Regions from separate parts of the Homo sapiens genome. Here region 2 is linked to region 1. The links are chromatin loops, found by intact Hi-C in ENCODE. Cell type or tissue: heart right ventricle. All regions are shown on one strand. Links, peaks and the distances in the headings refer to the core of each region. The heading gives the core; the rest is flanking DNA.

Region 1 (5,340 bases), core at 341-5,340:
GGCCCCTCTAGGGTCCCCCAGAGGAGGGGCAAAGTGGCAGAGTGCATGTGCCAGTCTAAGGCAGTGCCCCAGAGAGGGGGATGCATGGAATTAGGCATTGGTTCCTCAGTCTCACCTCAAGAATGCTTAAGAGGGAGGCTGGCTCATGCAGACAGAGAGGGGGTGATGCGGGGGGCAGGGGGTGGCCTATTCTGATACCTTGTGGGGGTAAGGTTGTGGGGCATCTCTTGGTCAAGTGCAGACTGCAGAAGATGGCTGGTGTGGAGGCCTCTTGAGACACCCTGTCCAAGAGGACCACCTGCCGGAAGGAGGGTCCCAGGCTGGAGGCTACAGCACCCTGCTGGGTAGAGGCAGCACTGGCGAGAGAGGAGTCTGCTGAGAATGCATTTCCTGGACTGGAGATCAGGTGGGACAGACACCGTTGAAGCGGTCTCCAAAAATCCCAGAGGGGCCTCTAAAAGAGCCCCTGTGTATGGCCACCTGACTGCCAAATCAGTGTGCCCCAACCACCAATGACATGACCTCTGGGCAAAACTCCAGGATAATGTGAACCACTCGAGAGACTGAAATTTAGGTCTCAATTGGAGTAGAAATTTTATCATATGAAAACTAAAGACACCTGTAATCCCAGCACTTTGGGAGGCCGAGGTTGGTGGATCACTTGAGGTCAGGAGTTCGAGACCAGCCTGGTCAACATAGTGAAACCCTGTCTCTACTAAAGATACAAAATTAGCCAGGTATGGTGGTGTATGCCTGTAACCCCAGCCACTTGGGAGGCTGAGGCAGGAGAATCGCTTGAACCCAGGAGGCGGAGGTTGCAGTGAGCTGAGATCGTGCCATTGCACTCCAACCTGGGCAACAAGAGTAAAACTCCATCAAAAAGAGAGAGAGAGAGAGAAAACTAAATAAAGAGTCCTAACGTTTAATGACTGGAAAGTAATGGCATCTGCCCCATCCAAGGACTAGGAGTGGGGATCCCACAGCTCATGTGTAGGAGAAGCACAAAGCCTTTTCTGGATAGTGTGCCAGTCAGTGAGTCCAGCCCGCTCAACACCCAGTCACCCTGCACCTGAGTGTGGGACATTCCTGTTACTCTGTGCCCATGAACAATCTCCAGACCCGCCTCAGAGTCCATGTCCTCTCCAGAGCCTGCCTTCGCCTTCCTCTTTGTCTCTTCTTTCCAACTCCTTGGCCTGAGCCATTGCTGCTGGTAGAAATAACATTGCCATTCCCTTCTTGAGGACTGTGTCTTCTGTGATTAGTGTCTAAGTTTTTCAAGGACTCTTGGCCTGGTGCATTTGTGTGTAACCACATGGAGAACATGGAGCTTGGACTATGGCTGATAACACTTTTGGGAAGGAGGTCAAGGACAGGATTAGAGGGCAGTAACCCAGGGCCCAGGAACTAGATGGGGCTCTCATCCATCAGATGCTGATGCTAGCAGGAAGAGCCCTGGGCAGCAGGAGACCGCGATCCATGCCTGCACGCTCAAGTCACCTCACCTGCTGGCCCCGGCTTTCATGGGGGCAGTTGTCTGGATTTTTCAGGAGCTGCTTTCTCAGACTGTTTGCAATCTGCTTTTTGATAGAATGGACACAAAACATATCGGAGACATGACATTCATTTTCTTTCAGGAGTTCAAGGTAATGTTATATTCTCTAGGGGAAGAAGGTACAGTAATGAATGTCTCTTTCTGTTTGTCATCGATTATTTTGAGTTGATTTGACACAGCTGACACCTTCGAGTTTCCACTGAGGCCGTTTAACAATAGGGAGCTCAAGGACCTTGGGTATTCCAGGAAATGTGTCAGCGTGTTTTCTGCTCTCTTTCTACACAGGTCAAAAGTCCTTTTGAGACTTTTCGCTCCTTTCTTCTTCTTCTTCTTTTTGTCTTTCTTTTTGAGAGGCTAGACAGATTTTTGAAAGCTTCCTCTAAACTATGCAATTGGGTACATGTTCAAAAGCGAGACCTTATTTCTTGTGAGAACTTTGTTGCCCTCCCTCTCTTGTCATCCGTCAGAAGCGCAGAGCTTTTTCGGAAGCTTTGACCGTGAAGGATCACAAATTTGTTTCTCAAAGGCCCCTCCGCTGGCTCCTCCGGCCTCACGAGTCCCGTTCCCCGTGTGCTTCTGTCCTTGCCCAGCAGACACCAGCCCCGCGCAGGCCAAACTGGCTCCGTTCCCCCTTTCATTCTTGTCCCTCTTTTCAATCTTTCTCTACTTTTTATGCAAAAAAAAAAAAAAAGTGTACCAGGCCCGGCGTTGCCATGGCAGTCATGGGGCTGCGTGCGGGCCTTCAGTGGATTTGAGCTCTAAACTTGGAAAAAAGTCATAATGCCCTCAAAGAAGCTGGAAGGAGAGAAAGAAAGAGGAGAAAAATAAAACAGGGAAACAGCCTGAGAGGGAGAGATCAGGAGAAAGCAGGGCAAAGCCCCGAAAATACATTCGAGGTGACATCACTGCCTTTCCCACAGAGGCCATTGACTTGGGAGACCGCCCGGCCAGTGGCTGCCCTAAAGCCGGCTCTCCAGGGCCGCGGAGCCTTCGCTCCCTTCCTGAATGCCTTTTTTGTTGGGAAACAGTGGACTGTTTCTGAAGGCCTGCATAAATGACTGAGTAATTCACTGCAGTTGCCAGGAAGTCGGAGCCACTTGTGAGCTAACAATAGTGAACTTTATCTCCCGCCCCATGCTGGAAGTTCCAGCTGTAGGTCCCGAATTCTAATAAGGGCTTTGCTCATGCCTCTGAGGTTATGGTAATATTTTATCCATCTTTCTTCATGAAGACACAGTCGCTGCTGCTATTGACAACCGGAGGCCAGCACTGAGGAGTGACGTGGGCAGGGGGCCAGGGGTGAGGGTGCCTGTGTCGGGGAAGATGGTGAAGAAAATTCAGAGGAAGGAGGAAAGAAAGCGGTGTTCCTATGAGCTCGACATGTTTTCTGTTTAATAGGAGACTCTAAACTGACGTAGAGGAGAGAAGAGAAAGATTTCACTCTGACCCATAAGTGGCTGGAGCGGAAAGATGGCTTCGGACATTTCCCGTGTTTCAGACGCTGCTCCTCCTCCTCCTCCTCCTCCTCAGCAGACGAACCGGCAGCCGAGGCTGATCACGTGCTCAGAATTAGTGTGAGGCTATGAGGTTCCTCTTTGCTCCCCCGTTTGTGGGCAAAGCCGATGTGTATTATTAAGTGATTCTGTATCCAGGTATCAGAGACCCCAATACCTTCTTTACATGATCGTTCTTAGCTAAGGGAAAACTAAGAATTTGCTCACTTCCTGCCTTGTGGGTTCTAAGGACACACCCCAACAAGTTCCTGTGAAGGGGGGCTGGGTCACTGACCCCCTGAGCAACCCCGGAAGGACAATTTCTAGGGCCTGGTTACAGAGATGACAGGTGGCTTAAGAAGTCACTGTGTGCCACGTGCTTTCATGATTATTGTTTCAGTTAATCTGCACGACAACCCTGAGAGATAGTCATATTTTTCCATTTTGGATGTACCCGGCTAGTGTTCATGGTGCCCTGTTGCCTCTGCAGCAGAGCGCCGCATCCTCAGTTACTCAAGTCCCCGTTCAGGTTTCTCATGACCGTGGCTTCTTGTTGAGGGAGAAGTAGAAAAAAATGAGTAAAAAGGGATTGGGGAATCTCGTGGGTGTGGGGGAGGATGGCGCGGGCCTGATTCTCATCTGCCTGCACAGCCTTCCCACGAAAATAAACCAGTGAAACCACCTGTGAGCCACACGTGCAGTTCACAAGATGACAGAGGACACCACAATCTGCAAGATTACTTCAACACAGAGAAGGAGACCAAATTTCAGCTAAGCCCCTGTCACCACCACTGGGAGCTTCTGGGCAAGGGGTCCGCAAGGTTTATGTGACTTTGTGGAAAAAAAAACAAACAAAAACACAGGATGAGGGTGCCTTAGATGAGGCAAAGACCATCTGGCCTCAAAAAGAAAAATCCATTCCTGGATGCTGAAGGACTGGTGATGGATGGCTCAGGCCTTGGTAGTTCAGAGCAACAGCCACCTGGAAGGGACTTTGAACATGAGTCAGGCAGGAAGAGGCAGCCCCAGAGGTGGGCTTCTCCTGGAGAAGATGCACAAAGAAGGAATGGAAACCACCAGGGACATGTCACGAAGGAGAAGGGAGGAACCGAGGGGGACCTACAGAGATGAGAGATGACAGCATAGCAGACCCAGCAAACCATCTCTTTCCCTCCATCATCACTACCACCATCCACCAAGGAAACCAAACCAAAGAAGACAGATGTACCAAAAAGTGCACTCTCATGTTAGAAATCACACCCATGAAATGAACAGGAAGAGAAAATGTGGACCACATTCACAGGAAACTGTAATAAGAAAATAGAAAATGTGAACCAACAGATAGAAGCTGTGAAAAAAAAATCAAGCATGAAACAGAAGAAAATTGTCACAGAAGTATCAAAACTGAATTAAATAGACACAAAAAAGAATTTGAAGATAAGGAAATACTTTAGATCGAAAATTTAAAAATAAAAATAGAGGCAGGAAACAGAACAAAAAAATAAAACAAGAGTTAAGGAAATGCAAGGACAGAAAAGAGAGTAAAATGTTAGAATCTTAAAGGAAATGAAGGCTAAATTACCAAAGATGACCAAAGAAGAATAGACTCAAATAAAAGCTTAATAAGGGTCATGGAAAAATTAAGAAACACAATCAAGAGGATAACATAAAGATATAAAGAAGATGGATAAAAAGAGTGAAAGAGAAAATGGTTGAAATGTTGGAGAAGAAAGATGCAACATTTGTGCTGGTTACTTTTATGTTTCAACTTGGTGAGGCTGTAGAAACCAGTCACTTAAACACTAACCCAGGTTTTGCTGTGAAGGTGTTTTGTAGATGTAGGTTAACATCTATAATCAATTGACTTTAAAGTAAAGAAAGTAACTCTGGATAAGGTGGTGAGCCTCACCTAATCAGTTGAGGAAGTAAGAGAAAAACCTGAGGTTTCCCAGAAAAGAATAAATTGTGCCTCAAGTTTGCAGCATCAACTCTTGGTGAGTTCCCGGCAGTTGGTCTGCTTTGCACATTTTTCTCATGCCAGCGTCACAATCGTGCAATCTACTTCCTTCAAACAAATTTTCATGTATCCTATTGTTTATCTTTTCTCTGGAGAACCCTAATACAATATGTGTATGAGTGTGCATGTGTGTGTGTGTGTGTATGATTGAAATCTCTGAAGAAAAAAAAAACAACGTGGTAGAGCTAATATTTAAAATTATAATTCAAGAAATAAAAAAATAAAACACTGTATTAAAAAATCTGAGTTACATTTAAAGCAGCAATAATAGAAAATTT
Region 2 (5,355 bases), core at 1-5,000, 120 kb before region 1:
ATGTCCTCACAGCCCCCTCAACCGGGATTGTTCTTTTGCAGTAAGAGCATCTGGGGCCTAGATACCAGTGTGGCCCCTCCCCACCACCCCAGCTTTATTAGGGGATCAGGAGGCAAGAAAGGCACACAGGGTCTTGGTTGGTCTCTTAAGTGTAGAAGAATATCACTGCTTATTTTGCAGAAAATCATTCTCCAGAATTAGTCCAAAAGAGTTCACTACAGTTTGTAGCAGGTCATGTCAATGAATGCTATAATAATAGTGACGAGAAAAGAGAGTAACCAGGGTGCCCTCCTGCCCTGGGTTGAGATTTGGGAGTCAGCAGCATCGCGATGGTAGAACATTTATTCCTGGTGACAGCGTCAGAACCAGAAAGAAAACAGCTTGATTTCCAGGTTCCAGGTTGAGCCCGCCAGGCTGGCAGGAAACTCTATTGCTTTCTCAACGAAGGAAATTTGATTCCTAAGTCACTGAGAGAGAGAAAATCAACTCCTTTTATGTCACTTTTATTATATGGTACTCTAATAATTCTGACATCTGTTTCTCTCATTTCTAGATTTTAAGACTTTACTTCGATCTGGGGCCATTAAATATTTGGGACCTTTCTAAGAAACCTTTTTAAAATTAACGAAGCTGTGCATGTGTGTTCTCCACATTGTATTGTATGACCTTAAGACTTGACGTTGCTGGAGGGGAAGGGTTTGTGTTTTGTGAAAACTACAACAGCCATGAGGTTTAATGTTTTTCTTGATCCAAATTGAGGCTTCTCTTCAGAAGTCTCTATATGATCTCAGAAAACTTTTTGCGACTGACCTCAAGGCATCCAAATTATTTTCAATGGAAAGGGCATCCAAGATTTAAAAATACGCTCTAGGCCTGGAAGGACCCTGGAGCCCAGATTGGAAGGGTGGGGTGGTTGAGTGCTGCTGCTGGAAGCTCTCGTAAAAGGGGTGAATGAAGTAAACATCATTAGAATTGCTGGGTGCCAGAGGCGCCTGTGTGACATGTCTGGATGGCTTCACCGAGACACACAACTGATTAGATATTCAAAGTCAGGTGCTAAGAAACCAAGGTCATGCCATACTGCATTTCTCTCAAACAACTGGGCCCAGATAAGTTAAGCAGTGGGTGATACCCCCAGACAGATAAGGTGGCAATTTTTAACAATCTTAAAATATTGTTACAGCAAGGAAGGTCGTGATAAGATCAAAGCATTTGGAATTATGTTAACGGGTGCTGGGATTTCTTTTGCCCTCCCCTCTCCCTGAGCCTCCCCCTTCCTGCCACGTCTGCTTACAAGCACACACATACAAACACCACACACACGGGGCATGGCGTGTTCCAGAACCTGCTGGGATACCGCTAGGCTTTGGAATATGAATGCAGGAAGTGCTCGTGATTTTTTTTTTTTTCCTGTGCTCACAGCAGGTTGATTTATGGCCTGGATTACTGGAAACAGTAATTCTTTGCTCTTTATGATGTTTTGGTGGGGGATGCAGTAGCCTGCAGTCAGAACACCATGATTTCAACTAGGTTTTTACAAAAAGGTCTCTGCAGAAAGGGTGGCTGTGAATTGGTCAGCTTCTGGAACAGAGCAGTTAATAAGACACTAGCACATTAATCATGTGACGGCTATTGGGCTTCGCAGGGACAGGCACTAGCTTTTAAAAACAGCAATTTAGGTGACTACTGTGTTGAAAGAGGTTGGCTGAACACACTGTTTTTAACCCACAGTTAACAGTTGAATTGTGTGGGTGGTTTTTACGTACACTTTTTCGTGTATCTGGAATTTTTAATAACCCTAATACAATAATCTCTTCTATTACCTTTTATCCTATGTCAATTTCCAGAGCTACAAATGTAATGAGGAGTAAGCCAGTTATCTGCTAATTCTGGAGAAACTGTCAAGAATTATTCTGAAATTATCTGGACAATGCATAAACTCTTCCACTTTACCGGGTGGCCCTGGTAACTCCATAACAAGTATTTTGGGGTGGGGGCAGCCACAAAACCAAAGCCACCACTCACTAATGAAATAAATGACTCTCCTCAGCTGAGTTTAAGAAGTTTGTCCTATGTAGAAACTAAAATCTAGAAGTATATTAGAATTTCTGTTCTTTGGACCAATAAAAATTCATAGTATAAAACTTAAGACATAAAATAACAGTGATTTCATGTATCTGCCAGTAGAAAACCACAGTTATCATTTTGTAAGAAACAAAAACACTACGTTTTCAAATCCAACAGTGATTCACTTTTGTTTCCACTCATTTGTTGCATTTTATTAGTGAAATGAAGTATAAAGGAAGCTGCATTTATCGGGCAATTACAATCTACAAGAGGCTATGAAAATGCAGTGGGAATAAACCACATCTTTTGTTTTGAAGGAGAGAAAAGTATGATAATTAATTAGTGAAGAGAGTGAGTGTTTTGAGGGTATTAAAATTATCGCTGTTAAAACCAGACCTGACTAGGTTCAAATTTTGTTTCCAAATCTCACTAGCTGTTTAATCTTAGGCGAGTTATTCTCCAATCTTTCTGTGCCTCAATTTCCTTGTTGTTAAAATGCATATATTCAGAGACCACAGTTCATGGGATTTTCTTGAGGATTAAGGGAAATTATGACAGTGAGTTCACTAAAAAAAAGCAATGTCTTTTATACAGTGACCTCTCAGAAAGTAAATTTTGGCATATCCATATTATAGATTATGATGCATTAATTTAAAATGGTGACACAGTTGTGGATTTAGAGACAAAGAAAAATGTTAATATATTGTTAAGGAGAAAAGGCTGTAAAAGATTTATAAATGTTTTATGCATTTGTGCAAATTACTAACAAAATGTTCTAAGAGGAGTTATAAAACAATAAATGTTTTAGTTGTCTCTCAGATTGGCACAGGTGCAAAAATAAAGTTCATACTCACTGCAGGCCGTGGGTGAGTATTAGACACACTCCTGCACCATTAGTGGAAGAGTAAATTAGTGTATCCTTTTGGGAGAGTAACTACATATATCTATCAAATGTTTCTCTATTTGGCCTATCAATTCTACTTCTTCAAATTTGTGCTGAGCAAATAATCATTGATATGTGAAAAGATTTATCTGTCAATAGAATCTATATTGCAATAAACATATATTATAGGCACATGCAATAACATAGAAAATCTCAAAATCCTAAAATTTGGTGAGAGAAGCCCAGCAAAAGAATGCATGTTCCATAATAAAAATGACTGAATAATTTCATAAAATTCAAAAACAGTCAAAATTAATTTAAAGTATTGGACATCAGGAGAGTAGTTATCTTTGGAGGGGTGAGAGGAGATATTGATGGAGAAAGGGCTAAAGGAATATCTGGAAACTGGGAACTTTCGATTTCCTGATCTAAGTACAGTAGCGCTTACACAGGGGTGCTAACTCGGTACTAATTCCTTGAACTGTGATAAGATGTACGCACAGTCTGTATTCTGTGTACGTTGCTATGTTGTTTATGTGAAAAAAGAATTAACCACTAATCACTGTGGGCTGCCTCAGTAAACTTTTATATCCATATTTTTATTAGCATGCATTAAATTATTAAAGTTATCAATGTGAAAATTTCTAAGTTTACTACTTTTAAATTTATCCCTATGGAAAATCCTAATGACGCAGTCAGGAGAAAACAGGGTACGCGGTAATATATATGATCTCACTGTATTATAAAAATAACAAGCTCCTTATATTTCTGTGTAGACATAGGCACTAACAAACTCTAGACAGCTATAAAAACAGAGACTGTTGGCCGGGCACAGTGGCTCATGTCTGTAATCCCAGCACTTTGGGAGGCCGAGGCGGGTGGATTGCCTGAGGTCAGGAGTTCAAGACCAGTCTGGCTAAGATGGTGAAATCCCATCTCTACTAAAAATACAAAAAAATTAGCGGGGCGTGGTGGTATGCGCCTGTAATCCCAGCTACTCGGGAGGCTGAGGCAGGGAAACTGCTTGAACCAGGGAGGTGAAGGTTGCAGTGAGCTGAGATCATGCTACTGCACTGCAGCGAGCAAGACTCTGACTCAAAAAAAAAAAAATAAAAACAAACAAACAAACAAAACCACACACCAGAGATTGTCTTCACATAATAGAAGCATAGATATTTTTAAAAAATTTTTTAGTATTATCTGGATGTTTTGCAAAGATCATAATACTGCCCTTCTGTAGATGATGGTAGCTACCTCTATAATTCTTCCGTGTGTTGCCCTTGCCTTTGTAGAAATGGAAAAGCTTCACCTCCATTCTCTTAGGATCATGGCTGAGTCCGAGAATAACGTTGACATAAGATGCTTTAACAGGAGAAAAGCCTAATGCAAGTTTGGACGCAGTGTTTCACACCTGTAATCCCAGCAATTTGGGAGGTGGAGGCAGGCGGATCATTTGAGGTCAGGAGTTTGAGACCAGCCTGGCCAACATGGTGAAACCCTGTCTCTGCTAAAAATACAAAAAAAATTACCGCGGCATGGTGGTTTGTGCCTGTAGTCCCAGCTACTTGGGAAGCTGAGGTGGGAGGGTCTCCTGAGCCTGGGAGGTTGAGGCTGCAGTGAGCTGAGATCATGATGCCTCTGCACTCCAGCCTGGGTGACAAAGCCAGACTGTCTCAAAAAAGAAAAAAAAAAAAGAAGACCCAAAAAGTAGTTAGAGTCATTACTTTTATACTGAATTGAACAAAGAGTAGTAACTTTTAAGAAAGCAACTATTGTGCAGGGAGGCTTAACAGATAAGAATGATGCTAACAAGGCCCTCTCAGTTATGACTTCTTGTCCTTGAGGATAAGGCTGTTGCCTCTTTCTAGCACAGGGAGGGCTCCTTTCACTTGGGAATTGCATCTTCTGCTTTTAAGAAACAGCATGAAGGTCAAAGTAATCTTTTTTGCATCTACTGCATTTTGAGTGCCCTTAACTTCGGTAGTCAAAGTGCCAGAAGAGCGTATTTTGGCTCCTTCACCCCCACCCCCAACATGGGCACCAAAGAAATCTTTCCAGCCCCAAGTCAGGTGGCTGCTCTCTCATGTGAAGCCATTTGGGGGCTTCCCGCTGCACCCAGAAGATCCCTGCAGACCTGTCTGCACCCCCTGACTCTCATCTCTCCTGTGCCTCGGGACCCCTGGCCTTGGGCTCTTCTCTCCTTGCCATCTTCCTGCCTTCTAGTACCTGCTTCTGCACAGGCGTTCTGCCCTCCTCATTTGCTCCCTTGCTTTCTTGCGGCCTCAGGTCAAATATCATGATTCTCACCTAATGCCTGCTCTTCTTTTCCTCTAAGACAATGATGAACATTTATACTTTTGTCTTTAGTTTGGGGTTAACTTTTTTTTTTTTCTTTTGAGACAGGG

The links. A loop is a pair of places that touch in the nucleus more often than their neighbours do. Peaks named below come from ENCODE experiments on the same cell type or tissue, not always from the same donor. Only the 100,000 strongest peaks of a DNase experiment are listed, where the experiment ranks them.
Region 2: it touches region 1 in a loop (4-fold over the local background); 20 of 110 quality-filtered maps call a loop at or near these places.

Annotation. Positions count from the first base shown.
Region 1 is chr6:164,083,117-164,088,456 of GRCh38, forward strand. It overlaps LOC105378106 (a long non-coding RNA gene), which reads left to right and starts at 2,883. Exons shown (of 2, transcript XR_943218.4): 1 at 2,883-3,204; 2 at 3,697-3,883. In heart right ventricle, for the core only: no CTCF peak of the experiment used is centred there; DNase peaks (open chromatin) are centred at 2,235 and 2,555; H3K4me3 peaks cover 1,284 bases; H3K27ac peaks cover 2,830 bases.
Region 2 is chr6:163,964,647-163,970,001 of GRCh38, forward strand. All of the region lies in intron 4 of LOC105378102 (a long non-coding RNA gene), which reads left to right. Among named protein-coding and RNA genes, the nearest start is that of QKI, 550 kb to the left of the region's middle. RefSeq lists an enhancer at 1-711. In heart right ventricle, for the core only: no CTCF peak of the experiment used is centred there; no DNase peak of the experiment used is centred there; H3K27ac peaks cover 3,605 bases.